Regions from separate parts of the Homo sapiens genome. Here region 1 is linked to region 2. A link is an interaction called in ENCODE POLR2A ChIA-PET data of the cell type or tissue named here. Cell type or tissue: endothelial cell of umbilical vein. All regions are shown on one strand. Links, peaks and the distances in the headings refer to the core of each region. The heading gives the core; the rest is flanking DNA.

Region 1 (16,010 bases), core at 7,173-9,672, 87 kb before region 2:
TAAAAAAAAAAAAAAGTCTGCTTTGAAAACCAGTATCCATAGACTTCTGGCAGTCATTTCTGGGGTTTAATTTTGGATGTGCCAAAGGTTTGTTTCCACTGGACTTAATTTTTTCACATCGCTCTAACTTTTGAAAACACAGATACAGTCCTTTTGCTGAATAAAATGAAAACTCGAGCCTAAATTTAAAGGCATAGATATTTCCTGGACTTCCAGGACAGTAATATCATGTACTACTTTGTCAAAAAAATTTTCTGGAGGTTTTTCTAGAGGAAGAAACTAAGATAACAACAACAAAAAAAGACAAATCCAAATGCATTACTTGAAGAGCGACTACTCATGTTTCTAGAGAATTTTTTGGTCATACTATGTCATGGGGTTATTTCCTGGGGGCTTCAGTTCTGCTTCAGAATTTCTTTAGTAGTTATCTACTGACCCCATCTGGTAAAATTATAGAGGAAGTTACAGTCGTTAAAGCTTCTGTCAACTCGATTTCTAAAAATTTTATGTAAAGAGATATTTTAAGAGAAATAAGAAAATAGGAGATCAGGGCAAATGAATCTAAAGATCTTTAGCTTTATCTTCCTATACACATAGGATGAGAGAGAAAACATACAATTAGGAAAAGGTCATGCCATTCACTTAGAAGGATTTTAAATTCCAACTAATTTACACTCCAAGTTCATGTTGAGTATAAAATCTCCACTTTTTTTTTACTGTTATATTATTTATAAAGTTTTCTGCTTTCTTTTTCAAGTATACTAAACATTACTCCATCTTTTAGGGCTATCCGTATTCTAAAAGAAAGAGTTCATGTTGCTGCCTTTTCCCTTGATTGTTAGCACTCTGACCTTTTATTAAGGGTTCTATTAAAACTCTAAGGCTTTTTTTATTGTTTAAGATAAACACAAGGTAATTATTTTAAAATTGTATTCAGCAGAAAGGGATGAATATAACTTTAAATATAGTACAAGGTAGCTTCAAACTTTAAGTACAGAGTTACTAAAAGTGGAGAAATGTCCGTTTTAACCATGAAATTTAATCTTATGATTAAAGATTTGTGTTGTTTTCTAATCTATCAATATTCAGAATCTGATTCCATTAAAAGGGCTAAAAATTACACGAAGAAATGGAAGGTTTTAAAAACACACTGAGTTTCATTTTCTTCCCTACTATTTCCAGATTTTTTAAGGTGGCTACAACAATACTATGAAATTTCAACTCTTTTTTTGGACATTCATTCTCTGAGACATTGAGTTTTTAAACCTCCTGTCATTAGAACATATCTGGGTAATTTCCATTAATAAATGGATCAAAATGCAGAGTGCTGGGTTGCCATTACTAGAGACTTTATCATTCCTCTAACTTAAGTCATTTCATACATCTTTCAAAGATCAAAAGAAGGAGAAGTCTAAACATGGAGATTTCTGGTAGGGCAGGGTACAGCCATTTAACAACTTCTTTCAACAAGCCAGAGATGGCAGAATTCTCTTTGAAGTGGCAGCCCTGTTGGCTTTTGAAGTCCCTTGTCAATTGCAGAATGGCTGTGGTGGGGTTTGTTTTGTAACCAGCTGTCACCATGAAGGCAGACATGACGTATTTCCAGCAGTCTCACTTCAGGGTCTGTCAAGTGACTGATTTCATAACCAGCCACCATAACAAAGGGGATTCAAACTCCTTGACAGCAGAGCGAGAGTCTACAGTGAAACCTACGAGGTTCCTCTTGACAGAATTTGATTGAAAGACTGAACTGATTACACAACGGCAAAGAGAAGATGATCGTGAACTGTCATATCTCTTAGGTACCTGAAACATTAAAAATATACTTTCTATATGCTTATCAATATCATGTTCCATAATAACATCTTACATTTTAAAAATGAAGTATCTTTGAACAACAGTATCTACAATCTGTGCATTGACCAAACATGATGAACTTCTGCAGAAACCAGTAAACTGCTTTACAAGCACCGTTTATGTTACCAACGTAACACTCTATTTTTTTTGTAAGACAGAATGATTCTACATAGTTCTGAATAACGTTTGTATCTGTAACACTTTTGGACTGCTTAGCTACTCATTTCAAGAATGTCTCACAGAAATCAGTTAAGACTTATAAGAGCAAGCAAAGAAAATGAATTTAGGATATGTTAAGAAGAGATTTCTGTAAACTATTAAATGTAACCCATTACAGCACTATATGAAATGAATCAGTCTTAATAATATTATGAACCTATTTCCAAGTCCGGGAAAGATGAGGCAAATCTTGAAAAACCTAATGTCAAATTTACCAGTGATGATCAGAAGCATCAGTCCCACTAAAAGGAAATAAAGTAGGATCAAAAAGATTTTCAAATGATTCTAATCAGTTTATACCTGCTCTGCAGAATGTTTTGAATTATTACATGTTTTCATAAACATGGTGGCCTGGTACTTCCGAGTGGAAGGCTCACTGCTACATAAGACTTTCAGCTAGTTCCCACTAGCTAAGAGGTCAACAACAGTGGGCCTACAATTTTGCACATTCACTTTTTGAGACATATAAGCCCTCTGTTTTGCCACTGAAGGACAGGTCAGGGATAATAATGATTTCTAAATTGTATTTTTCCACTCTGGCTACCATTCTTTAAAATCAAGCACAAAAATGTAAATAACTTTCACATAAATATCTATTCTAATTCTTTAAATCTACAATTCTGACACCTTTAAGTTCTTCTGTTCAGATGAAAAAGTAGTTTATCAAATCCAGTGGAAACGCAATTGCAACAAAGAAAACATTTCAAAACACTGTTTAGATAAGTATAAAAATATGATAAAATTACCATTAAATCCTAAATTGTTTAGTAAGTACAGTGATGCTGCAAACATTAAGTCAGGACAAAATTTCATTTATTCGCTCATAATTTAATTACTTAGTAAATATTCATTGAATGCCATTGTGTACCAGGTGCAATGGTAGACGCTGAGGATACAACAGTAAATAAGACACAGCTCCTGCCCTCAAGGAGCTTTCATTCTAGGAGACAAAATGGAGACAGTCTCTTAAAGCAATAGGTAGTAAATACGTAATAATAATGCAGTGTTATTAAAAAAAAAAAACAGGACTAAGTACAAGTGCAGTTGAAAAACATGAGAGGCTGGGCACAGTGGCTCACGCCAGTAATCCCAGCATTTGGGAGGCTGAGGTGGGCAGATCACCTGAGGTCAGGAGTTCGAGACCAGCCTGGTCAACATAGCGAAACCCCGTCTCTACTAAAAATAACAAAAAATTAGCTGGGCATGGTGGCGGGCGCCTGTAATCCCAGCTACTTGGGAGGCTGAGGCAGGGATAATTGCTTGAACCTGGGAGGCGGAGGTTGCAGTGAGCCGAGATCACGCCACTGCACTCCAGCCTGGGCAACAGAGAGAGACTCCATCTCAAAAAAAAAAAAAGAAAAAGAAAAAGAAAAACAAAAACATGAGAGAGACATGTAACTCAGACTTGGAAGGTCAGAAAAGGTTTTATGGAAGAAGTAGGATTTTTCCAGACAAGGGAATAAGGTAAGGTTGAAGAGATTGCTTCACTCAGAAGGAACATGTAGTTTAAGACATGTAAGCCCTTCTTTACTCTTCTGAAAAAGGACCCAACAAGAACTGGCACTTGTTTTCGACCTAGAAAACATTACATATATCTGAGAATCTGTTGTTTAACAACTGAATAATATTATAAAGAAAGAATGTACCAGAGTGACTGGCAGACAGTAGGTAATCAGTAAGTGTCAGTAAATCTACAAGAATTGTAGTTTGTATTAAGAATAAAAGGTACTCTGCCTTCTGACACAAGTGGAAGCCTGAGACCCTCACCAGAAGCAGATGCGGGCATCATGCTCCTTGTACAGTTTGTAGAACCATGGCCAAATAAACTCCTTTTCTTTATAAATTACCCAGCCTTAGGTAATTCCTTTATAGCAACACTAAATGGAATAAGACAACCATCCACTTAAAGATCCTCGTGATAAGAAGCGTAGAAATCAACCTTGCCACTTCCCTCTCCTCTCCCTCATCATCAACATGCAATTGACCAGCAAATCTTGCTGAGTTTATCTCCAAATAGACCTCTCCATCTCCTTTGCCATCACCCTACATGTCCTTGGATTATATGTTTTCCTAACATGTCCTCAGCCCTTTCTACCCTTACTCTCCTATTTATTCTTCATATAATTGCTGGAATACTCTATTTTTGAGATGGCGCAATCTGGACTCACTGCAACCTCTGCCTCCTGGGCTCAAGTGATTCTCCTGCCTCAGCCTCCTGAGTAGCTGGGACTACAGGCGTGCACCACCACGCCCAGCTAAATTTGGTATTTTTAGTAGAGACAAGGTTTCACCATGTTGGCCAGGCTGGTCTCAAACTCCTGACCTCAGGTGATCGACCTGCCTCAGCCTCCCAAAGTGCTGGCATTACAGGTATGAGCCACTGTGCCCAGCCTGGAATACTCTTTTTAAAACAGGAAATAAGTCTTACCGCTCTTCTGCTTAAAATTACTTAAAAGATAACCACTGTGGTTGAGATAAAACCTAAAATCATTAACATGACTATCCTATATATTCTGGTTTCTGCCTACCTCTCCAGTTTCATGCCACACCATCCATTCATTCACTCATTTATTCAATCACTCACCTACTATCCATAGAGCTACCGGCTCACTTTGACTTAGTACACTCCACGAACTCTGGTTTTCTTTTGATTTCCGAACTATGCCAAACTATTTCCATCATTAGGGTCTCCACACACGTGGTTCCTGCTGAAGTAAACTACCTGCCATTCTTAATTTCACTAATTCCTACTTACTTTTCATTTTCATTTCTCAATTTAAGTATCAATGTGTTAAGAGATGCCCTCCAGCTAGGCACGGTGGCTCATGCCTGTAATCCTAGCACCTTGGGAGGTCAAGGTGTGCGGATCACAAGTTCAGAAGTTCGAGACCAGCCTGAAAAACATGCTGGAATCCCATCTCTACTAAAAATACAAACATTAGCCGGGTGTGGTGATGCATGCCTGTAATCCCAGCTACCTGGGAGGCTGAAGCAGAAGAATTGCTTGAACCTGGGAGATGGAGGTTGCAGCAAGCCAAGACCGCACCACTGCACTCCAGCCTGGGCAACAGAGCAAGACTCTGTCTCAATAAATAAATAAATAAATAAATAAATAAAATAAAATAAAATAAAATAGACGAGATGCTTTCCCTGACCATTCACTCTAAATAAGGTCCCCTGTTACACACTTTTATAAAATACTATACTTTTTTTATTTGCATGGATCAAATTTTAAAGTATATGTTTATTTCTGTGATCAATCTCCCCTACTAACATATAAGCTCCATGAGGAAAAGGACCATACTCATTTGGTTCAGTAAAGTATTCTCAGTTTCTAGCACATAGGAGGATCTAGATAAACAATGAATGAACAGCGAAATGAATGGATGATACATAAACTTTTAACAATGCTGGGGTGGCATGTTCTCACTATGGACATCTAATGTAGATGACTCTCATTTCTGTAACTATTCCACTCCTTTTTCCTCCACTAATTCCATCACTCACGTCATAACTTTAAGCATCTACATGATGCTACCACACGAATGTGGAAGAAAACACTCACATGCAATTATAATATCCCTTGAAAGTGATCTAGTCTTCCACCATTATTTCTTAAAGGAAAAATTACTTTTGACAAACATGGTTTTATGTCACAAATGTTTTTCCAAAAACAAAAATTTAAAAAATGACCAACTATATCAGAAAATGCTTGTATTTGAATATCCTAGTGTCACAACTCTGTCAGGCTTAGGAGGAAAAACTAACTAGTATCTACTAACTATGTATATGTAGATAGATAGATATCCATGTATCTATCTGTCTGTCCATCTGACTGACCGACCATCCATCCATCCATCCACCCACCCATCTGTCCAACATACTATAGAGTTGAACTGTCCAATATAGTAGCCACTAGGCAGATATGGCCATTAAAATTTACTTAAAATTAAATAAAAGCAAAATATCAGTTTTTCAGGTGCTCTAGCCAAATTTTAAGTGTTCAACAGAAACGTGGCTAGAGGCTACCATCTTGGTAGAACAGACATAAAACATTACCACTGTTTTAGCAAGTTCTATTTGACAGTGCTGCTATAAAGACTACAGAGGTTTCAGAAGCCAATAAGCACTTGTGAAGAAAAATGTATACTTATAATATTCACTTTATGCCAAAAAAGTAACTTTTGTTTAGATTTCAAGTCCTTCTAATATTGAATAGTATTTAGAAACCGTATCTGACCACTACGAGTGAGCATTGCTACTAAGAAGATGATTTGTTTTCTAGGTATTTGCAGTACATAGGAAATGCATGTGTGACTGTTTAAGAGAAAAAAGTCATAAATTTAAACAAATGTTTCAAATTCCAATTTAAGATTACAAAGACTAAACCCTTAAAATATTTTTACGGTTTTAAAATTTCCGTATCTTCCTGCTTCTAGGAATAACATCTAAGGATAACGTTCTAAAACCAATGCTTAGTTTCAAATAATGCTAAGAAAGTATTTTTCCCCTCCCTCCCTTCCTTCTGGAAACTATAGAACATCTGGCTTAGTAAAACTGAAAGACAGCATTAGAACTGGATTTTATAGCATATATTTCTAGCAGTTTACTAAAGCTACTCAAGGTTTTTTTTTTTTTTTTTTTTTTTTTTAGACGGAGTCTCACTCTATCACTGAGGCTAGAGTGCAGTGGCATGATCTCAGCTCACTGCAACCTCTGCTGCCCGGGTTCAAGCAATTCTCCTGCTTCAGCCTCCCAAGTAGCTGGGATTATGGGCACCTAGCACTGCGCCCAGCTAATTTTTGTATTTTTAGTAGAGATGGGGCTTCACCATCTTGGCCAGGCTGGTCTTGAACTCTTGACCTCGTCATCCACCTGCCTCAGCCTCCCAAAGTGCTGGGATTACAGGTATAAGCCACAGCGCCCGGCCTACTCAAACTCTTTTTATGAGAAGACCATGGATGTAAAATAGGAAATAATGTACAGATTAAGAACCTGTATTGATCTAAGACAGACTCTCAGAGAATAAATAATCTGGTGATAAGAATAATGTCCATCTGATCAACATATTAGGTGACTGTGTTATTCTCAGTTGATGCAAATCTACAACTTCTAGAATATGAGACCAGATTGGGGAGAGGACAAGAATTTCCTTGAGTCACAGTATTAACACTTGACATATGTAAATTAGAATTTAACAGTAAGTTTGTCACTGCTGGTGCTGAATCAACCAGACAGGGTCTATAAATACGACATTTCTCTGGGGCCTTCAGCCAACCAGTGAGAGCAGTGCCTCCCCTTGGAACCACAGAGGGCAGTGGTGGTGACAACAGAAGTACCAATAGTGGTAGATGTTTACTATGGCTTTACCACGTGTCAGAATCTGTTAAAGGTGCTTTATACAGATACCATCTCTTTAATGTGGCAGATGTAGTAACTATTTCTTTTACAGCTCGGGGAACTGACCCACAAGTAACTTGCCCAAGGTCATAATTTCTAAGTGATGGGAGCCTAATTCCAACCAAGGTTTCTAACTCCAGAGTCCACCTTCTTCGCCATTATGGAATACAGCTTCCCTAAGGTTCTGGAACGACCTTTTGAACTGGAAAGCCACAGTGTAAAAATTTCTGTACCTAACCTATCACTTCTGCCTCTCTCAGACTCGACTTCCCTCACATTCAGTAAGCCTACTTTCAGCTTTGTAAGATTACAAAGAAGTCCTCTCAGATGAGATGAGCAAGCCTGGGGGAAAAACTGGTTGGAAGGTGAGAATCAAAAGATTGAACTTAGTTTCTGGTTGAGATATCAAGGAAATATTGGTGTAAAGATATGAAATGGGTTGTTGTCTATTTCATAACTTTGGATCTCAGAAGAGAAAACTTGGCTAAAAATATAAATTGTGCACGCATACAGTGCCAGCTATGTGGAAAGGTAGCTTGAGCCCAGGAGTTCGAGGCCATAGTGTGCTATAATCATGCCTGTAAATAGCTACTACAGTCCAGCCTGAACAACATATCGAGAACTCATCTCTAAATCAATAATAAAAATATCTGATAACAATTCTAAAACTGACGATAATGTAGCTAACATTTCTTTAATACCATGTCTTGCTTCTTATCCTCAAATTTTTCCCTCAGGCTTTCTCATCTCAAAAAATTATACCACTATTCTCCCAGTTGGCCAACCAGAAATCCAATGGCCATCTTTGTTTTCTCTTCTATCCTTTATCCATACATGTAATTCACCAAATCCTTTTAGCTCTATTTCCAAAAGACGTTTTAAATCTATCTATTTCTCTTTATCTCCACTGTCACTGTGGAATCTCTTCAGCTATTGCCTGATCTGCCCAACCTCTTGCATAGACCAAAAGTCTCTCTACACATTTTTGCTTCTATACCTCCTAAAAGAGTTTATACAACTATGATTTTTAAAATGTATCTTTTTATACTTCTTTTTTTCTGCTCACAAACATACTGAGACAGAATGATTTTAACTTGATATATAAATGTTTTACGTCGAAAATTTAAAGAGTTGCAAAGATCTAATTTCTTGGGTATTAAAGACTGTTTTTTAAAAAAGCATCACTTTTTTAAAGAAAAGGAAGTATCCAATAAAATACAAATACCATACTTGATATCCATCATCATCTATTCAAAAACCGTTAAGGACAAATTATTATTTACATTTTCCTTTTTCTCTTTGACCTTGTTTCCATTCTACTTCTCCTTAGAATTTTATACTAATGTAATTTACTTTGTGCTAGATGGCTTGCACAGATCCTGTCTTGTACTTTTCTCAATAAAAATATTTATATAAATTTAAATTTGATATTTTAATATTTTCCTGTGGTCATAACCCTTAAGAATTCTTGTGCACTGAGTTATGATTAGAATCACTAGTTATATAGTATCAATCAAAACCAATAGATATATTAAATATTATAAGAAAATTATTATTAAACATGAATACATTTTAATTAAAATGTATCTTATTAAACATATTATCTTAATGAGATTAATGGGACTTTTATACTTTTATTAGTTTAGATACCCCTTGTTAATATTACTATTAATAGAAAGATAAAGGTTCAGACCGGGCACAGTGGCTCACGCCTGTAATCCCAGCACTTTGGGAGGCAGAGGCGGGTGGGTCACCTGAGGTCAGGATTGAGACCAGCCTGGCCAACATGACGAAACCTCGTCTCTAATAAAAATGCAAAAAAATTAGCCAGGCGTGGTGGTGGGCACCTTTAGTCCCAGCTACTTGGGAGGCTGAGGCCCAAGAATCGCTTGAACCCGGGAGGTGGAGGTTGCAGTGAGCCAAGATCCCACCGCTGCACTCCAGTGTGGGTGAAGAAGTGAGACTCCATCTCAAAAAAAAAGGAAGATAAGGGTTCAGCATCAATTCTATCGGTATGTTTCACTTCTATAGATGTAAGCACTAAGAAACCTTCATCATATAAATGGATAGGAATGGAAGGAGTTTTGTTGTAGCAATATAACTCAACTCTTTGCATTCCTTCAGAATTACATACCCCAAACCAGATAGTAACGTGTCATCGAAAATTATTTATCATAATCTACCAACTGGCAACTTAATTAGGTTTTATTTCAATTCTGTTGAAAACAACCTGACGGACTCATCCATTATCTTAACACCAATATGCTGAATTGTCCCTTTGTTAACATTCCAAAGTTTTTTCACCTCTGAGGAATAGAGGATAGTAAGAGTCAGGAGAGTTGTCAAGTGAGGGGTGCAGAACCGTGAAGGGGAAAATGAAAAAGGAGAATCTGCACACCTTAGGTGCCTTTTGAGCAGATCAATTTCAGGGATACGTATGTTTAGAGGCTGAGAGCCTGTGCCCATGTGCCTTTTGGGAAAGTGTTCATGCACTTTCAGGTGTGTGCATACCTCAGTTAGAAGACATCCAGCCTAGGCTACTTTAATAGTCCATCTGATCCTCCCGCTTTCAATCTTACCCCCCTCTAATTCATCCTCCACCCAACACCCAGAATGATCTTTTAAAAACATCAATCAGATGATGTCACGCCCTCTTTAAAACTCTTTAATGGCTTCCATTCCTCTTATGGAATGGCCTTATATAAAAGGCCCTGCATAGCTTGCACTGTTCTTGCCCGCCAGTCATATTAGTCTTCCTTAGACACGTTCAGCTCTTCTCCACCTTATTACCATTATGATTGCTGCTTCTGTCCCACTTGTCACATGGTAAGCTTCTTAGCCTTCAAGGCCCAGGACAAAGCCGCTTTCACAGAGGACCCTCTCTGAGCACTTAATCTAAAATAGCTGCTAACCCTCCAACTTTCAAGAAATTATTGTGTATTTCTGAAAACCTGTTCCTTTGTCATAACTAGCAATTAAATGTTATCTGTTGGGTTAGTGTCTGTGTCCCTATCTGAACTGTAAGGTCTCAGGCATGAAATTACAGCTACTTTGTTTATCAGTATGTATTGTCCAGGACTACAACAGCACCCACTGAATAAGTTATAAAGATCTGTTGAATGAATAAATGAGCAAGTAAACTAATAATAACTATTGTTCTTTGTTCAAAGGTTCTCTACTTCCTTGAACATAAGCTTGAACATGCTTCATTCAGCATGATCTGACTGTGCACACCTGTACAAAGGATCTCCCTTACTCTCTCATCTTTTTCTCTTCTTTACATAGTTCTTGCCATTCCTATTTACACTCAACTGTAGCTACTAACCACAACTTGGTTTCCTAGACGCTTCTAGCTTTCACTTCTGCTCCCTCTACATGGAACATGTTGAACATCTTCCATTTCTTTGCCTAGTTCTTTCTTTCTTTCTTTTTTATATGGAGTCTCGCTCTGTCGCCCAGGCTGGAGTGCAGTGGCACGATCTCAGCTCACTGCAAACTCTGCCTCCCAGATTCACGCCATTCTCCTGCCTCAGCCTCCCGAGTAGCTGTGACTACAGGTACCCGCCACCACACCTGGCTAATTTTTTAATTCACACATAGAATCTCCTCCGGGAAGCCTTCTGCAGACCTCCCAAATCTGGATTTCAGGCTTGCCCCTCTTCCTCTGTTCCTAAAGCTCTGTATTAAGACCTCTACCATGGTAGTTGTCAAACAGAACCATAATTGTAAGTTCATCCTTCAGTCTTTCCCAATAAACTACAAGCTTCTTGAAGACAGAGGCTGTATCTATTACCTTTTCATTTTCAGTGCTTAATGTGGCATTTGGAAAAGCACAAGATTTTTTTAAATGTTAGCAGGGAAAAAGGTACAAGTGAAAGTATAATTTTATTTTCAGAGCAACACTGCCATTTAATAAACAATGAGGGAAATATAACTTAATATTCAGACCAGTAAAGAATTATGTTTATAAAAGTAAAGAATAAATTGCTAAAAGTAAAAAAGGCAATAAGAAAGACGAAGGAATACAATTATAGTTCTATTAGTGTACATTATCTTCTACAGACATACCCCTCTACCAGTTTTGCTTCTGTAGTGGCAACTGTTCATTCTGAAAATGAACTTGGGTATTCTGGTGATAACTGTTGCATAAATGACAGAGGAGATTTTCAGCCAATGAAGAACTTTATACATTAACAACAACAAAAAAATATGTAATCCTTAAAAATGCTCATTAATGTATCATTACCTAGCAAACCACAGATATAATCCTATAACCTTGAACATCAAGAATTTATACTTTATAAGCCAAATAATGTCAAAATGGCAATTTGAAAAAATATTACTGTTTATCACTGAATATCACTGTTAAAAATGGGGCTTTTAAAAGAACAACCAAATTCATATGTGCAAATATGTTGTTATTATTATTATTTTTAAAGACAGGGTCTCACTCTGTTGCCCAGACTGGGATGCAGTGGTACAATCATGGCTCACTGCAGCCTCAAACTCCTAGGCTCAGGTGATCCTCTCACCTCAGTCCCTCAAGTAGCTGGGAATATAGGCATACCCCCTCATGCCCGGCTAATTAATTTTTATTTTCTTGTAGAGACGAGGCCTCGCATTGTCGTACAGGTTGGTCTCTAACTCTTGGCTTCAAGCAATCCTCCAGCGTCTGCCTCCCAAAGTGCTGGGATCACAGGCATGAGCCACTGTATCCCGGCCCAGTGAAGATATTTAAATCACTCTTTTAAAATGTTAAAATTCAAAAATTTAAATTTCATAACATCATAGCTGAACTAAGCATACTGCTCCTTAGCCCCTGGCAATTCTGAGACTTGTTTAGGAGACCTTGTTTAAGAAAAGTGACACTCACATTCAATAAAGCACAAAACCCACCAAAAGTTAAACAGAGAAAGCTTCCAGAAATAGAATCCCCACGTGGAAAGGGACAAAGCAAAAGTAAAGGAGCTGTTGGGTTCTCCCCTGTGGGGATCATTCACTTCCATCTTCCAATTTGCTCACACAGGTTAGGGGGCACCTTCCTTCATTAGGTCATTACACAACTTCTCTAAATTTCTAGCATGGGCTCAGCGTGGGGCAGCATGTATTAGGAATAAATAAACTGTAAGGGGATCCCGTGAGAATAAAGAAAAGGCATCAAGAGATGTTTTCTTATGGGAGTTCTTCCTTGCTCGAACTTTGGAAGGTTCTACATCTTATTTTAATAAGAGCTATGGCTCCCATACAATTTTACTTTGCTCTTGGAGGAATTAAGAGATGTAGATATCCTACCTTTATCAGAAAAAGTCATTCTTTCCCAGAAGCTAAATTTAAGTGAGAAACAGGTAACTTTTGAATCTGAGAAAGATAATGTTCCTAAACAAAAAAGCCTCATTTAAGGCATTTCAAAAGAACATTTGTAGATTATCTCAGTACATATAATTAACGTACATAAGTAAAATTAATAGTAGAGCTAAAAGACAGGAAAAGATGGGCCAGGCACGGTGACTTACACCTGTAATCCCAGCACTTTCAGAGGCCGAGGCGGGCGGATCACTTGAGGTCAGGAGTTCGAGACCAGCCTGGCCAACATGGTGAAACCCCGTCTCTACTAAAAATACAAAAATTAGCTGGGCGTGGTGGCACATGCTTGTAGCCCCAGCTACTTGGGAGGCTGAGGCAGGAGAATGGCTTGAACCCTGGAGGCAGAGGTTGCAGTGAGCTGAGATCATGCCATTACACTCCAGCCCGGGCGACAGAGCAAGACTCCATCTCAAAAAAAAAAAAAAAAAAAAAAAAAAAAAAAGACAGGAAACGATAAAAATAATAATAAAAAATGGGAGAGGAGAGGACAGTAGATGAAGGTTGTAAGGCTTCAGAAGTATAAACATAAAAGCAATTTCTTCATACCTTGAACCACTTAAAGTTCAAATAACTGGTCTCATGCAATATTTCACGCAACAGCTTCAGATAGGCAGTGAGTAGCAGAAAGGTGGACAAGAAAACAGAAAAGGAAAAAAGCATACAATTAAAAGCAAAATACATACAGCCACTTTGGGAGACTGTTTGGCAGCTTTTTCCAAAACTCCTACCATATGATCTTACCACAGAATCCAGCAATCACACTCACAGTTATTTACCCAAATGAGCTGAAAACTTATATCCACACCAAAGTCTGCATGTGAATGTTTACAGCAGCTTTGTTCCTAAGTGCCAAAAACTGAATGGTACCAAGACGTCCTTCAACAGCTGAAGGAATGAACAAACTGCGGCATATCCATACAATGGAATATCATTCAGAGATAAAGAGAAATGAGCTATCAAGCCACAAAAAGAAGAACCTTAAATGCAGATGCTGAGTGAAAGAAGCCAATCTGAACATGCTACATACTATATGACTCCAACTACCAATAAAGAAAACGGCAAAACTACAGAGGCAGTAAAAAGATCACGGACTGGGGAGACGGGGAAGGAATAAATCGGTGGGGCATGATACTTTAAGGGCAGTGCAACTACTCTGTATAATACTGTAATGGCAGATGCATGTCATTATACATTTGGCAAAACTCACGGGACTGTGCGTCACGAAAAGTGAACCCTCAACTATGGACCACACAGTTAATAACAATGTATTAAAACTGGTTCATTAATTTTAACAAATACTACACTGGCGCAACATGTTAATAATAGGGGAAACTGAGGCAGAGAAAGGCGTAAATGGAAGCTCTTTGCACTTTCTGCTCAATTTTTCTGCAAACCTAAAAACTGCGAAGTCTATTAACCATAAATAAAACATACCCCTAAAGCATATTATAATCAGTTCACACAATAGCCTCAAAAAGGAAAATACATAACAGAAGTCTGTATCCCATAATGACATGATTATTAATTGCCAAAATCTCTGCATGATCTCTGATGTTTAATACTTGTCAATAAATAATGAGGCCAAAGCAGAAGAAAAATCTTTCTTTGAAAAATAAAGGAGAGAATATAAAAAGGGTAAAATCAAGATTAAAGGAAATTACTCTCCACCCTTGGGTGACACAATGGCTGTCACCATCCCTTCTCTGAAGCTCTCCACTAACCAAGCTCTATGTGACTGTGCATTAGGAATGTATTTGAAGAAAGAGTAGACAAGGTATTTATCTAGGAACAGGGCACTGAAAGGCACTCATTCTGCAAAAAGTTCATTCTCTCTCAGCTTTGCCAATGAGGTTGGTCTTTTTTTCTATACTTGACACAAAAGAAACCATATCTTTCTATCTCACACAGCTATGAAGGGACTCCCTGGGGCACATACTATGTCTGCCTTGGAAACATACCCTTCTTTACTATAGCTACCTTAACTCAAAATAACACCTTGGTCTGACCAAGGGGTTCCTAGAAAGATTCCTGCCACCCTCTCATTGAGTATTTTTTTCCTGTTTAACATTTATATTTCTCCCACAAAGAAATGGAAAGGAAACAACTACTGCAAAATTAAGTGTTATGAACCTCTGTGTCAGATAGATTTGAAATCTTTTTTTTTTTGTTTGAGACAGAGTCTCGCTCTGTCGCCCAGGCTGGAGTGCAGTGGTGCGATCTCGGCTCACTGCAAGCTCCGCCTCCCAGGTTCACGCCATTCTCCTGCCTCAGCCTCCCGAGTAGCTGGGACTACAGGCGCCCGCCACCACGCCCAGCTAATTTTTTGTATTTTTAGTAGAGACGGGGTTTCACCGTGTTAGCCAGGATGGTCTCGATCTCCTGACCTCAAGTGATCCGCCCGCCTCGGCCTCCCAAAGTGCTGGGATTACAGGCGTGAACCACCGCGCTCGGCCTAGGTTTGAAATCTTAAATCACATTCTCATAATGGGAGCTGGGATTATAACCTTCACTTGTTAAAACTATTTCTTCCATTCACTTTTCCCATCTGTAGTTATTCTTCCTAATGAAAAGTCAAAAGCAAGAGTCTGGAGATCTTAAAAGATGCAGGATATATGTAAAACAAGCATCACAAACTGCCACAGCAGAACTCTTCAGCAAGTCCCTCCGAGGCTGCTTATCTGGGACTCAAGTGCATGGTTTCTATGTCCTTCATACTCACTGTTAACCTTAACTTGTTACAACCTTAACTCTTCTCTTCAATGAGGCAGGGTATGAAATGAATAAAATATTAGCTATTTGAAATTAACGTTTTTCAGTCAGAAATGTTTGTATCTTTTTTTTTTTGGCCGGGCACAGTGGCTCACGCCTGTAATCCCAGCACTTTGGGAAGCCGGGGCAGGTGGATCACCTGAGGTCAGGAGTTCGAGACCAGCCTGGCCAACATGGTGAAACCCCAACTTTACTAAAAATACAAAAATTAGCTGGGCGTGCTGGCAGGCACCTGTAATCCCAGCTACTCGGGAGGTTGAGGCAGGAGAATCACTTGAACCCGGGAGGCAGAGGTTGCAGTGAGCTGAGATCACACCATCGCACTCCAGCCTGGGGGACAAGAGCAAGATTTTGTCTCAAAAAAATTAATAATAATAAAAGAAAAAAAAGAGAAACGTTCA
Region 2 (16,010 bases), core at 6,666-9,165:
GGAGACAGACACAGGCATAGGAAATAGTGGAATGGCAACATAGGAAGCAAATGATTAGTAAGAAACACAGCAGCCACACATATGCAAACGAGTACTAAATCTGGGAACAAGAGGTATAACATAATCCCAACTGTCTTTGACAAAGAATGCACTGATTATCTCCTAAAATAAGCAGAGCTCAGTTTATAAAAATGGCATTCAAGGGCATAAGTGAAACTAAAATCTACCTTAGTTTGTAAGCAAGTCATAATACTAAATATAACCACTTCTACTTAAGACATTGGGTCCAAATGGGGTAAAAGAATAAATCACCTAAGGGTAAGGAGTCTTCAAATAACAGTTGCCAGGAAGTCCAAAAGGAACATAACTAGCCTTGGCAGAACAGAAAGAAAATTGATCTGGAATTTACAAACCACATTCTACTAGCTCTGGCTCAACCACCACGTCACTTCAGCAATGACTTCTCTGGGCCTCAGTTTCCTCTTCCATAAAATGCCATGCTCGATCACTTTCACAAATTCCATGATTCTACTGTTTATTCAGCATCTTAAACTATGTTACCAAGTAGCAAACTACAAACCTGGTAGCAAAAGCTGAGTTATGAAAGCTGTTCCTTTTTTTTTTTTTTCCAGTAGCCAAGAAACTGTGCTGAATCCTAAAACGAAATTATAATGCAATAGGGCCAGAGGACAGAACTCTACAGTGCTTTTTCCAACTTTTATAAGAGTTACATTCTGTGGAAAGAGTAGATCATTTACAACTCTTTCTCAAAATGTGAGAAATACAGTGGCTAATAAAAGCTGCTATTTGGTGTGCTTTGGATATCAAGTACAGACTTAGTCCTATTTCTTACTCTCCTTCAGTTCACATCCATCTCCCAAAATCAATATTGGTGACAAAAATGAGTCAAAAACATTTTCAAGCAAGCTGCCTGAAATAGCAAGCAATAATTTCAAATGTAGATTTCTAATAAGAAATCAAACCATAAAATAAAACTTATTCAAGGAATTTCTTTTCTGAAATATATTTAGTGGGAAGTCACTAATCAATCAAAAGCACCGCATTTTTGTATCTATGCAGTACTGTTGCAGATTTCAAGCCTTTCCAAAAGCAAAGAGAGGCATGTATTCACGTAAGCACGTAATGGGTGAGGGGGTATATACACATGTGTACATGTGTGTGTTGTGGGGAAGGGTGCAGTGCAAAAATGAAGACATAAAAAATGTACATAATCTAATCTTGAGGCTATGGTAATTTTAAAATTCTGACTTAAAGAATTTTATCCATATATCTTATTCAGAACTGAACAAAATGAGTAGAGTTAATACCAAAATAAGAGGAAATAAGTGAGCAGGTAATCAGCCCGTGTTATTTACACTTTCAGTACAGTGAAGGAGAACTGTGAAGGTTAGACTTTATAGTTTTGGTTTCTTGAAAATTAAAATTCTATGACTATAGAATAGGAAAAAATAATACCTTCAGAGGACAGTATCAAGTCTACCACTAACCCCAAAACTTTAAAACTTAGTAAAAAATTTATGGAAGTACTCTAATACTTCTCAGCCTTCAAGATCATAAAAAAAAAAAAATTATTCTTAAGGATCAGTCCTCAAAAGGCCAAGTAGATTAGTGACCCCTTTCTGTCACTGTCAGTCTTTCTGGCTGTTCAGAATACAGGTAATTAACAAAGTTCTACCGGCAGAGTTGTTTCTGCACAGTTTTACATTTATGTTAAATATGTGGTGTAAAAGAAGAGGTCAAGAGGCACATGCTTGACCTTTAGCATAAAATAATAAGAAAACACACCAAAAAAATTATAGGAGACCTGTCTGCCTAGATCTGTTCAAACACAGAATATTTTGAAGAATTCCAAGTCAGAGACAGCTTCATAAAAAAACATATCCGTGGCTCCTAAATTGTCCTCAAAGTGTCTCTCCTCCTAATTTTGATCTAATGCACTGAAGTAACAGCGTGCTTTTCAACAATAAAAACTGTGAAAAGTCTAAAAATTTATAGCCCAACAGAGCATTAGCTCAACAACAAAGGTCTAAACTAGTGATAAAAGATTAACTCCTTTGCTTGAGGATCATTTGATCATTATATAGAGAAATTAAAAAGTAGACATTTGTCCTCTCTTGATTTGCCAGTAAAAAAAACTTTAATTTTAAATTAATGAATACTCTCTTTTTTGCCAATCAATTATGTTACAGCCCATAGCTTCCCAATTTATTCCCATTCTATGTTGCCTTTCAGACACCTCAACAAAGAACGTACAACTGACCTAGAAAAAAGGCAGCTAATACAGTAATAGCAAGAATTCGAGAACCTAAATTCAGAGTTAGATACACTGAAAAAGTATGTCCCCAAAAGCATACTTTTAAAACCATACTTTAACCTCATAAGCCCCAATCAGCTTCACTTTCTTACCTTTCCAACTCAGCTATCTTCTTATCTTTGTCATTCTTCTCATTTTCCACCTCCTTCAAGATTTCTAAGAGTCGATCAACTTCTGCCTGGGCCTTGCTAGATTCATCTTTGTACCTGGTGATCTCTCTCTCCAAGTGCTGTATTCGGTCACTCATCTCTGGACTGGCTCTGGCTTCCAATGCTGCCTCATGTGCCTACAAAGAAAAGCATTTCAATCCTATCAGATACACACAGGTGGCAATGGGCAAACCATGTCCCAAACAATGATTTATATTCCAATTTAAGTACAGAATTATCAAATATCTACCAGTTAGTTTGTAATTTATAAGGTTTTTATCTGCTTAAGTATTATATAGACAAATATTAGTAATAAATGGAGAATTATCTTAGGTTCCAAGTAGATTAGTTGTTTTAAATAACACATCTCTGAATATTATTAAATCAAACACCATCATAAGGCAAAAGATGCTTCAGAGTTTAGTGAGACAAACTAACAGTCATTGAACTGTTGTTATTGATCTCTCCAAGAGAATATCAAAAGGCAACACCAGGGACTCACTGCTGATCGTATAGCCGGACCAGTGCAGAGACCTAACTCCCACTAGACCCTAACTTCCATTTCCATTTCCTATATGCTGCTTTACCTAACACGTGTGACTCACATGGCCTTGGGCATCTAGAATCAAACAGATACTGGGAGTGTGATGCCATAAAAATGTGAGTCAGGTTAAGAAAACAGCTGCTACCATCACACAGGTACCTCCCTCATGCAAGGATTAGAGAATTTACAAAATAATATGGGACAAACAAATGAATTCAGAAATCGAGAACCACACTTAAGGATGGGCTCAGTGGCTTGAGCCTGTAATCCCAGCACTATAGGAGGCCCAAGCAGGGGGACTGCTTGCAGCCATAAGTTGAAGACCAGCCTGGGCAACACAGCAAGGCCCCATCTCTATTGGAAAAAAAAATTGTTTAAGAAAAATTTTTTTGAAAGAACCACACTAAGATCTGAGAAAAAAATTTTTATTCAGGATCCTACAAAAGTCAACTAATATTGTTAATGCATTTTGGAATACAAAACAGTTTCAATAATTAAAAACTAATTTTCAAGTCCCTAGCTGTCTTCTGGAATCTCTAAAGCCATGTATGTATAATGTGTTTAATGAGAAGACAAAAGCTTAGACGTTTTATTTTTTCTTATTCAATAGACAACAGAATATATTTAGTCCCTTAAAATGGTTTGAAAAAATATTAAAGGAGAAAATATATATTCTTAGGAAATATTTCAGAAAGCTCTGAAGCAAAGTACCTTGAGTAAATGAGAAATGTTTATATAATTGTATTAAACGCTTGGTGAAAGTAACAGCTATACTTTTAAGATAAGTCCTTTCCCAAGTTCATTTGTTTAAGGCTTCACATGTGTAGAAAAAAATCTTTTATGTCTTAAATATAGGCTTCCCTAACCCTTAACCTTGATACACATATGAAGTATATTTTAAGAAACAAAAATCATATAAGTTTGGAAGGTAAGATGAGAGCACTGTTCTGCACTGAATGTTGTCCAATGTCTAAAATCAGTTGTTTCACGTGGTTTCCCAGTTTTTGAGTTGTTAATTGTAGGAGGGAAATTCCTGTAGCAGTCAATCCTTCATGGGCAGGAGAAGGCTATAAATATATCTAATAGAAAAGGAGAGAGGGAAGAAGACCATAAGGAGTACCAAGATCAGGAGATATTTCAATAGAAAGCTGATCATATTACACATAAAGAGAGGGGACAACAAAGGCGAAGAGATTGAAGATGCAAACAAAAGCAGAAGTAACTGAGAAAATTCTTAGTATCTACGAAGAAAGAAGGTGACGAAATAGGCAATAGGAGGCAGCTTGATGTAGGGGCACAAAAGATGATTGTGTAAACAAAAGTGAAGGCCAGCTGGCATTTAACGTCACTGAGATAATTCTGATTTCTAATAATTTATTATAAATTATTTATTATAACTCCACAAATATAAATATAACTACTGCATATCAGCATTCTGGGCCTTCATACACGCTGGTGAGTCCTTACTTTGAGGTCTCAGCTTAGAAAGTGTCGCTTTTGTTAGGAGGTTCTCCATGACCTTGACCTAAGTTAGTTCTCCTTGATATAAGCTTCCCTCACACCATGTGATTTACTACAATTACCTTTTTAAGTGTCTATCTTCTTAATAGAGGCTATAAATTATATAAGTCAAGGGACAGGTCTGTCTTGTCCACCACTATATATCCTCAGTGCACAGTGTGGTAACTGACAGAGTAAAAACTCAATTATTTGTAGAAAAAATGAATATGCAAAAGCAGTGTGCTAGTTTCCATTTGATTTAAAACAGCCCATAGGCCTAAACGGTAGGAAAAGAAAAATGATTGGGAAGAAGAGAAATTAATCAGTAATTAAATATAAGTGCAAGATTAAATGTAGCTGGAATATTATTAAGAATATCAAATGAGGCCAGGTGCAGTGGTTCACGTCTCTAATCCCAGCACTTTGGGAGGCTAAGCTGGGAGAATTCCTTGAGCCCAGGAGTTCAAGACCTGCCAGGGAAACACAATGGGACCTCGCCTCTACAAAAAAAAATAAAATAATAATGATAAAGATAATAAAAGAATACTAAATGACAATCTTTAAAGACAAAATAAATCAAGCTAGGAAAAAAAAAATCAAAGATACTATAAACCTTCCCTTCCCTTATGACAACAAATTCTGTATCAGAGTAGTTTACATCTAAATTCTTGCTGAGTTAATTTGTACTTTAAAATAAAATTCCAAGAATTTTAAACCCCTTAAAGACCTTTACAACTTTATAAATTATAATACAAACTCAAAAAAAGGCATATTTTTCAAATCAGTGTTATAAACATCCCTTTAAAAGGGATTTCTAAGCCAGGTGCAGTGACTGGCTCACGCCTGTCACCCCATCACTTTGGGAGGCCGAGGTGGGTGGATCACCTGAGGCAAGGAGTTTAAGACCAGCCTGGCCAACATGGCAAAACCCCATCTCCACTAAGAGTACAAAAATTAGCCAGGGGTGGTGGTGCACACCTGTAATCCCAGCTACTTGGGAGGCTGTGGCACAAGAATTGCTTGAACCTGGGAGGTAGAGGCTGCAGTGAGTCGAGATTGTGCCACTGCACTCCAGCCTGGGCAACAGAGTGAGACTCTGTCACAAAAAAATAAATGAAGATAAAATGGATTTCTAAATTGTGGAATATGACATTTAATTCAAGATGTAAGCATTTCTTCTGTCCATAGTCACTTATCATGGTATCAATATGAAAGGTATTTTCTGGATGAAGGTGTTTAATTTCATGCCTTCATTTTCTTCTCCCCTTTCTTACCCATTAAGTTCTAACTATACGTTAACCTATGCTTTAAAAATGCAGATACTCCATACACCTTGCTTTTAGAATGTGAAAAGGTCAAGAACATTCAGAAGCAAAAGCTGCAAACTTTAGTGAAATAACAGTATTTGTATAAAATATCACCTTTGGACAAGAGAGGCTGACGTAACAGTGAATAATCCTCCTTAAAATACTGAGTTAAAGGTTAAGCTCTCCATCCACAGGCCTTGTTCTACTGAAAAACACCTACCTTTAACATTATTAAAACCTCAGTACTCATACACTGGAGGCAAAGATTTTGTTCCTTTGTATTTCATACATGTCATAGTAAAACACGTAAGATTACAAAACCATGCAGATAATCATATTCCCATAGAAATCAACATTTTCACCACATAACCTATTTAATGAGAGAGTAAAGACTAACACACGTTTTTTTCCTTATTCAATAAGCAACAAAACATATTTAGTCCCTTAAAATGGTTTCAAAAAATATTAAAGGGGAAAACACACATACTTAGGAAAGCTCTGATTCAAAGTACTTTGAGCAAAAGAGAAACATTTATGTAAATTTTGTTAAATGCTTTGTGGAAGCAATAGAGGTACTTTCGAGATTAAGTCCTCTACCAATTTCTTTTGTTTCAGGTTTCATCAGTTGTCAAAATTCAGTTACTAAGCATGGCCTTTACAAAAGACTCTATTGGCAGAAACATATTTTAATGTGTTAGCGAAACTGTACCCTAAACTGGTGTGGCTAAAAGCCACAACATGGTGGAAATAAAAGCAAAGAGAAGCAGTCCTGAATGAATTAACTCACTAGGAACAAAACAAGGTAAAAGCAGCAGAAATGCAAACAGTTTCCAAAGTCTCAGGAAAAATTTTGGTCTTAGAGAAGCCTTTCTATTTTGTAGTCACCTCAATATAAATTAAAAAAAAAAAAAAACAACCTAGAGTTCCTATTTCGGGAAGGGAGAGGTGAGAAGGTTAAGTATATTCATTTATCTATAGGGTGATAAAAATGTCATTCACACAAAAGTCAGAAAAGAAACTATCAACTGGGACTTTCTGGCAACACTTGGCTAGGTCACTCACTGGCTTGGATGAGTGGCTCCACACTATTCCAGGATGCCAAAGACAGTAAGAAGCATCAGGGAGAAAAGAAAGAAAGAAAAGTACAGAAAATGGTTTTAAGAGTAAGATAATCAAGGGAAACAAAATTAACGGTTTAAAAAAATGGTGAAAAAAAAACCTTCAATAAAAAAATCAGAGTATAGAAATAAATATTTCACTCTACAAGGGAAAAAAAAAAGCATTAAGCATTTTTAAAATTCTGATAACTCAAGGCTGAGCATAGTGGCCTTGCTCCCAGCAGTTTGGGAGGCCATGGCAGAAGGATCTCTTGAGGCAGGGGTTTGAGACCAGCCTAGGCAACATGGCAAGACCCCTCTATTTAAAAAAAAACAAAAGGCCAGGTGTGGTGGCTCATGCCTGTAATCCCAGCACTTTGGGAGGCTGAGGCGGGTGGATCATGAGGTCAGGAGTTTGAGACCAGCCTGGTCAAAATAGTGAAACCCCATCTCTACTAAAAATACAAAAATTAGCCGGGCACAGCGGCATGCGCCTATAAACCCAGCTACTCTGGAGGCTGAGGCAGGAGAATCACCTGAGACCGGGAGGCGGAGGTTGCAGTGAGCCGAGGTTGTGCCACTGCACTCCAACCTGGGCGACAGAGTGAGACTCTGTCTCAAAATTAACTTAGCCAGGTGTTGTGGCATGGGTCTGTAGTCCCAGCTCTTCAAGAGGATGAGGCAGGAAGATCACTTATACCTAGAAGTTTGAAGTCACAGTAAACTATGATTACGCCACTGCACTCCAGCCTGGACGACAGAGCAAGACCCTGTCTCTAAAAAACAAAGAAAAAAAGACAAAAAAATCTGATATCTCAAAAGTTGAGTTTCAATCCTTTCCTCAATAAATTCTGAGGATATTATCTCATGCTGAAGACATGGAATGCCAATATTCAGATACAGGATATACATTCTTAAGCTATAAATAGGTCAAAAATGACTCCAATTATCATTACCTCAAGACCAGTCATTTCCTACTCCAAACAAAACAGAGAAGAAATCTACTTTTAAAATTTCAATGATAAGCACAGGCTTTTGAAAAAATGTAAATTAGAACACTAATAATACAGTAATAGTTTCCAAGAAGAAAATACGCCAAATAGTCCTTCATGTAAATCTACACATAAGCTATAAACCAAAAAATAGACCCTAATGTAGAAGGTGAAGATAATAAAATTCTAGGCCCAATAAGTTGCTAAGAGAAATTAAAAATATAACAAATAAAAAAAACTTTCTGACAATATGTGCCCTGTCTTTAAAAAAAAAGCTAGGAAATTAACATTCTCCAAAATGAGATAAAATCTGAAACAGGATATTTAACAATTATTCTGAGTCTCAGACCTTACTACATATGTTAAATTAGAAAATATGCTCCCACTTATTCTTTTTTTTTTCTTTTTTTTTTTTTTTGTGAGATGGAGTCTTGCTCTGTCGCCCAGGCTGGAGTGCAGTGGCACGATCTTGGCTCAATGCAACCTCTGCCTCCTGGGTTCAAGTGATTCTCCTGCCTCAGCCTCCTGAGTAGCTAGGATTACAGGCCTGCGCCACCAAGCCTGGCTAATTTTTTTGTGTTTTTAGTAGAGATGGGGTTTCGCCATGTTGGTCAAGCTGGTCTCGAACTCCTGACCTCGTCATCTGCCCGCCTCGGCCTCCCAAAGTGCTGGGATTACAGGCATGAGCCACCGTTTTTTCTTTTTTTAAGAGATGGGGTCTCACTCTGTGGCACAGGCTGGTGTCCAACTCCTGATCAAGTAATCCTCCCACCTCAACCTCCCAAGGAGCTGGAATTACAGGCATGAGTTACCACACCTGGCAGAAGTCTGATTCTAATGGGAGAAAAATATCAGGTAACAGAGATTTTTACACTCTGGTCTCATATTTTACCCACAAGAGAGTTGCATATTTTAATCTTTCTCTGAACTGTCAATTTTTAAAGATTTGGGGATTATCTTGAATAAAATAAAGTAGGATAAGAATGCTAAGATAATTAATTCAGATATACATGGTATTTTAAAGTTTGGCGGATTATTATTCCATTGGTAAATTATTCCATATAAACATGCTAAGGTTATCTACTATGTTCTTATTTAAGGCAAAGCAAAAAAATGTGAAATTTTTTCTTTAACCTTTTTCAATTGTGATTCCATTTTCAGACACTCCTCCTTCTTCTGCTCCAAAGCAATCTCTAGTGTCTTAAGCCGTGAGTCCTTTTTCAGTCCTGAGGATGCCAGAGAAGAAGCATGCTCTTTCAGATCCAAAAGTGAAGCCTAAAAGAAGGAACACACATCTAGAATAAATAATTTTAAAAAAAATAGAGGTTTAAATTTTTAAATTTATCATGGTAGCTGTAATTTCCTTTCTATTACCAAATGCTGACATACTCCCATTACAAGGAAACTCATTCATGAAATATAAAACAATATTAGCTCTAGCTTTCAACTCTTAACAAATAAGATGGATTCTCAAGAAATACCCATTGAACAGTGATGTAAAGAGTTCTGTCAATACAAAATAAACCAAAGTAGATCAAGCTTTGTGAATGTAAGTAGTCAAACCTCAGTAGCTACGTTAACTTAAACAGAAAACATTTTTCGGCCAGATACCTGTAAACCCAGCATTTTGGGAGGCTGAGACAGGGGGATCACTTGAGGCCAGGAGTTCAAGACCAGCCTGGGCAACATAGCAAGACCCTGTCTTCACAAAAAAAAATTTTTTTAACTTAGCTGGGCATGGTAGTGCACACGTATAGTCCTAGCTACATGGAAGACTGAAATAGGAAGATCCCTTGGGCCCAGGAGTTCAAGACTGCAGTGAGCTATGATAATGCCACTGCACTCCAGCCTGGGCAACAGAGTGAGACACAGTCTCTTAAAAGAAAAAAAAAAAATCACATTTTTCCCTATTAAAAGAAAAATTCTATTAGGAATTTAAACTTCCATAACATTGCCTAAAGATATTAGAAAGAAAATCCACAGAAAGATGCTAAAGCTCATGCATTATCATCATCTGATTACATAGCATGAGGCATCTTTGCTATTTAGGTCATATTAACAGGATTCTCCAAAAACAAGACCAAAGTATATTAAGTCACCTAATTTAATAGCTGTTGTGTTCTTTGATAGTTGCTATACATAAAATTTCCTCCTTTTGCATATTCCTTTTATCTGTCAACTTTCTTATCTTTAGCACACTATTTCTCCAAATGTATCTGAGCTTCAGTTACTTTAGGTCTATAAAAATATTAGTAAGTAAAAAACCAACATAAAACAAAGTGAGTAATACTTAGAAAATGAATGAACCAATCCGCTATGTCTCTGCAAAGCTTTCTGAAATATTCCTTAAGGTATTCAACAAAAGCCTGCTAAAAGAATATTAAGAAAATTTTCCATCGAATACTTTTTTATATGCATTATGTAAACACCAACATACAGACACATGCAATGATTAAGCAAACAAACTAATTCCATTTTGGGGAGCTTAACCTCTTTCTCTGAAAGGTCGCCTTGCAACAGGCTGACTTTTTCCTTCAAGTCTTTAAGATCTTTTTTGTAGTTATCAATTTCCTCTTGCTTCTCTCGCTCATCTCTGTCCCTCTGCTCCTTTAAGCGTTCAATTGTCCGCTCCTGATGAGAGAATATATCAACATGTGAAGAAATTCCCTTTTGCACTTATATGACTGTAATTCTGCTTTTAGCAGAATTTCAAACTTCTATATTCAAAAGACAATGGTAAGTTTTTAAAGAATCCACTTTTTTTTTTTTTTTGAGACAGAGTTTCGCTCTTGTTGCCTAGGCTCGAGTGTAATGGCGTGATCTCGGCTCACCATAACCTCTGCCTCTCGGGTTCAAGCGATTCTCCTGCCTCAGCCTCCCAAGTAGCATGCCACCACGCCTGGCTAATTTTGTATTTTTAGTAGAGACAGGGTTTCTCCACGTTGGTCAGGCTGGTCTTGAACTCCTGACCTCAGATGATCCACCCGCCTCGGCCTCCCAAAGTGCTAAGACTACAGGTGTGAGTCATTGTGCCTGGCCAGAATACATTTTTTAAATAATTCATCCTTCTTATTCATCTTGCCATAACAAGGATGTAGGTTTATTCATTTGAATCCCAAGGTTTCTTTTCTTATAATCTCAACTAGTATTTGATATCACTAAAGTATTCTTTTGCAATATTTCCATTTATTCAATTTCCAGGTAACTAAAAGCTTATATATACACCCTAAGGACAATAACTAACAAATATTTCTTCTCTATATATTATTCACATGTTGCCCACAAGGCAATGGAAACAACTCACAACTCACACACCAAAAAAGGGGGGAATGGGAAAGATTTTGATATATTGAGCTTAAAATATAAAGGAAGGTAAAGAAAAGAGAAATCATCAAAACTTTCTGTCAACAGATACTCAAGAAGTTTGAAAATCAGAGCAATTTGGCCAGGTGCAGGGGCTCATGCCTGTAATCCCAACACTTTGGGAGGCCGAGGTGGGTGGATCACTTGAGGTCAGGAGTTCAAAACCAGTCTGGCCAACATGGCAAAACCCCGTCTCTACAAAAAATACAAAAAATTACTTGGGCATGGTGGCTCATGCTTGTAATCTCAGCTACTCGGGAGGCTGAGGCAGGAGAATCGCTTGAACCTGGGAGGTGGAATTTAGTGAGACAAGATCACGCCACTGCACTCCAGCCTGGGCACAGAGTGAGACTCCATCTAAAAAAAATGTTTCCCTTCACACTACGTATGTCAGCAATAGCACACAGCAGCTCTTTTCCCTTGTGCCCACAGGGATTTCTTTTGTATTCTATATCCAGTCTTAGATTAATGAGAAAGCAGAAAACGTGTGTGGAGAGTTGGGGCCAGCCACTCACTTTCTCTGCAAGGGCCTCCTCCAAAGTTGTCAAGGCAGTGTCAGTGTTGGTGGTGTCAGCCTGCAAGGATTTGACCCGTTCTTTCAAGCTGCTCATCTGCTTTTCCTTGTCTCTAAGCTGCTCTTGAAGATTTTCAATCTAAATGTACATAAATATTTAAGGGAAAAGAGAGGACATGTATAAAAAAACAATAGCACAATCAAAATCATTTCAATTTGAAAACAGATAGCTCAGGGTTGTCTGTGTGTGTGCATTCTGTAGAAATCATTTAATCCTAAGAGTTTCAGAATTACATGCAAAACCTTAAATTTGTAGGCAAATTAAATTTGTAGGAACTTGTAGGCAAAACAAAAAAAAGTACACATGTGTATGCGCGCGCGCACACGCGTGCGCGCACACACACACACACACACACACACACACATCCCTAACAAAATAAGAAAAGTAGCTAGCAGAAAAGATCCAGTATAGAGATGGCCATGTAGAGAGGAAAGCCATGAGGACTAGGATTACTTCTAAAATGACATTGTAAATGCCAAGAGGGATTTCTTCACAAAGAATAAAGGGAGGACAGAGGATAGAGCAGCTAAACAGTGAAAAAGACAAATCAGCTATATAAAGAAAAGACTGTGTTCTTAAAGGCTAGTGTTAGGTTAGTTTTACACCATCTTTTATCTAAGCAGCAAACATTTTCTTAGCCATTCATTCATACATACTTATATGCATTCATTTACTTATATCATCTTTTATCTAAGCAGCAAACATTTTTGTGGCCATTCATTCATATACACTTACATGCATTCATTTACTCAAAAAACGTTTGTTGAATTCTGTATTACATGCCAGACACTATGGATATGAAGAAAAATGAGGCCGGGCGCGGTGGCTCACGCCTGTAATCCCAGCACTTTGGGAGGCCGAGGCGGGCAGATCACGAGGTCAGGAGATCAAGACCATCCCAGCTAAAACGGTGAAACCCCGTCTCTACTAAAAATACAAAAAATTAGCCGGGCGTAGTGGCGGGCGCCTGTAGTCCCAGCTACTTGGGAGGCTGAGGCAGGAGAATGGCGTGAACCCGGGAGGCGGAGCCTGCAGTGAGCCGAGATCCCGCCACTGCACTCCAGCCTGGGCGACAGAGCGAGACTCCGTCTCAAAAAAAAAAAAAAAAAAAAAAAAAGAAAAATGAATAGACTCATTTTTATTCTACCATGAGATGGTAAGAAAATGCATCATTATACAGCTGAAGCCAAGCTATAAAACAGTTTGTGTGCCAACCTAAGGAGCACAGATTTTATTATAGAGAGATGGAAGCCCTTAGAGATTTTTAAGCACAGAAGTGGTCTGGCCAGTTCTGTACTTTAAATAAATAACAGTACCAGTGTTGGCAGTGTCAGCATGCAAGGATCTGATCTTTCAATGAAAACTTAAGAGGACTCGCATATAGACATGGAAAACCATTAGAGTTTGTATCAGTTCAGGTAAGATGATGGGGACTCAACATACTATGAGATAACACTGTGGAAATAGCATGTTATCACTCAAGTACAGCAAGCGGCATGTTATCACTCAAGTACAAGGAGACTCAAGTACAATAAAAATTATTATTCAAGTATAATTAAAAAATCAAGCAAACTATGAGGAAATTCTAAGGAGCTATCCTTAATAAGCTAAAGGAAAATTATAAATAAACCAACTACTCACAAAGTTTATTCATTCACTATATACACAGGAGTTCAAATTCCCACCATAGATCAGGCACTTTTCCAGTTGCTGAGGAAACAGAGTAATGAAAACAGACCAAATCCCTGCCTTCATGGAGCTTACATTCTAGTAAGGTAGACAAATGAATGATGGAGGGAGGGAATGAGTGACTGAACAAATGAATGAATCAACATAGTGTAGGGCAGAGATAAGTTCTATGGAGAGAAATGAAGCAGGAGAATATAATCACCATCTCCTCTTGAGCTGATACTAGAACTACCTGATTTTTCTACGTGGTTTTCAAAATGCAAGATAAACATTATCTCCTCTAGGAACAGTCTGTTGCCCTCACCCCCAAGAGAAAAACCTGATCATTGTCTGTACCCCAGTAATGATACATATACATGTATATATTATGTATAAATACACACTCCTCCATTCTTCCATGTATCTATATATTGATCACATATCTCCATTCCTCTATCTATCAATCATTATAGCACTGATTAGTGTATGAAACCATATGTAATCTTTGTTTTATACATGTCTCAAGTAGACATGGATCCTGCCCCTCCAGCTGTTTTGTACCTTCCTATACAGTACATCTCAGATCATAGTAAACATTAATCAATAAATGAATAAAATATAAGTTTGGACTTCCATAAACTATATTCAGGGATTCACAAAAACTCCTGCCAATAACGGAATTACAAAACAATCCTGGATCCAATTGTCAGGTAGTTTCTTACATTAATAAATTTAGTACAAGCTCTTTAAGGTACCTCTCTAGAGTCAAGAAGAACTCGACAGGCAGAACAAAAAAGCTAAGAAAGAGATTTGGTAAGTTTAGAATAGGGTATGTGAATATGCTGAAGCTTACATTTTCACTTGTTAACAAAGAGATAATCGTATGGGTGAACCACTGAATTGCCCAGTAAGAGACCAAAGCCTATTGTAAGAACTGAGTTCATCCGAGATGGAAAGCATTAGTCTTCCCTTGATTTAATCAGACACTACTATTGAAATCTCATACGGATCAACACTTAGGTCAACTCATAACCAGTAAAGAGAATTTTGCCACTCAAAAATTCAGTACTCCATATACGGGTATACCTGGATTTCTTACGCTTTGCTTTATTGCTCTTCACAGATACGGGTTTTTTACTAACTGAAGGTTTGTGGGAACCCTGCGTCGAGCAAGTCTATCGGCACTACTTTCCAAGAGCTTTCTAACTTGGTGTCTCTGTCACATTTTGGTAATTCCTGCAACATTTCTTTTTCACTATTATTGTATCAGTTACAGTGATCCGTGATCAGTGATCTCTGATGATACTATTGTAATTTATCTGGGGTGCCATGAACTCTGCCCGTATGAGATGGTGAACTTAAGAAATGTTGCATGTGTTCTGACTGTTCCACTGATCAATCATTCCCTCTTCTCTCTCCCTCTGTGTCAGCCTTCCTATTCCTTGAAACACAACTACATTGAAATTAGGCCAATTCATAACCCAACAATGGCCTCTAAATAGTCAGGGAGAAGGAAAAGTTGCACATCTCTCACTTTTAGTCAAAATTTAGAAATGATTAAGTCAAATGCTACATGCAGAGTTTGAAAAGTAAAAAAGATTAAGCTTAGTGAGGAAGGCATGTCAAAAGCCAAGACAGGCTGAAAGCTAGGCCTCTGGAACCAAACAGTCAAGTTACTGAAGGAAATCAAAAGTGCCACTCCGATGAACACACAAAAAAGAAATCAACCTTATTGCTGATATGGAAAAAGTTTGCTGGTTTGGATACAGGATCAAACCAGCCACAGCATGCCTCAAGCCAAAGCCTAATCCAGAACAAGGCCCTAACTCTCTTCATTTCAATGAAGATTGAGAGAGGTGAAGAAGCTAAAGGAGAAAAGTTTCAAGCTAGCAGAGGTTGGTCATGAGGTTTAAGGAAAGAAGCCGTCTCCATAATATAAAAGTGTAAAGTAAAGCAGCAAGTGCTGACGGAGAAGCTGCAGCATGTTATCCAGGTCTAGCTAAGACAATCAATGAAGATGGCTACAACAAACAATGAATTTTCAATGTATTTGGTTGGTGCAAAAGTAATGGCAGTTTTGCCATTGAAGTTACTTCTACACCAACCTAATAGATGAAACAGCCTTTTATTGGCAAAAGATGCCATCTAGTACTTTCATAGCTAGAGAGGATAAGTCAATGTCTGGCTTCAAAGCTTCAAACATTAGCCAGGTGTGGTGGTCCATGCCTGTAATCCCAGTTATTCACGAGGCTGAGATGGGAGAACTGCTTGAACCCAAAAGGCAGAGGTTGCAGTGAGCCAAGTTCATGTCACTGCACTCCAGCCTGGGCAACGAAGCGAGACTCTGTCTCAAAAAGGAAAAAAAAAGAAAAGAAAAAAAAAACAAAGAAAACAAAGCTTCAAAGAAGAGGATGACTCTCTTGTTAGGGGATAATGCAGCTGGTGACTGAAAGTTGAGGCCAGTGTTCATTTATCATTCT

The links. ChIA-PET counts read pairs that join two places held together with the same protein. Peaks named below come from ENCODE experiments on the same cell type or tissue, not always from the same donor. Only the 100,000 strongest peaks of a DNase experiment are listed, where the experiment ranks them.
Region 1: POLR2A ChIA-PET joins it to region 2 with 5 read pairs; 2 of 35 experiments call an interaction of 5 or more read pairs at or near these places.

The regions. Positions count from the first base shown.
Region 1 is chr12:1,263,664-1,279,673 of GRCh38, reverse strand. All of the region lies in intron 14 of ERC1 (ELKS/RAB6-interacting/CAST family member 1), which reads right to left. Among named protein-coding and RNA genes, the nearest start is that of LINC00942, 230 kb to the left of the region's middle. RefSeq lists a silencer at 10,404-10,604. In endothelial cell of umbilical vein, for the core only: no CTCF peak of the experiment used is centred there; no DNase peak of the experiment used is centred there.
Region 2 is chr12:1,176,470-1,192,479 of GRCh38, reverse strand. It overlaps ERC1 (ELKS/RAB6-interacting/CAST family member 1), which reads right to left. Exons shown (of 19, transcript NM_178040.4): 9 at 11,803-11,940; 10 at 10,415-10,555; 11 at 9,059-9,199; 12 at 2,428-2,621. Among named protein-coding and RNA genes, the nearest start is that of ERC1, 190 kb to the right of the region's middle. In endothelial cell of umbilical vein, for the core only: no CTCF peak of the experiment used is centred there; a DNase peak (open chromatin) is centred at 7,889; H3K27ac peaks cover 2,232 bases.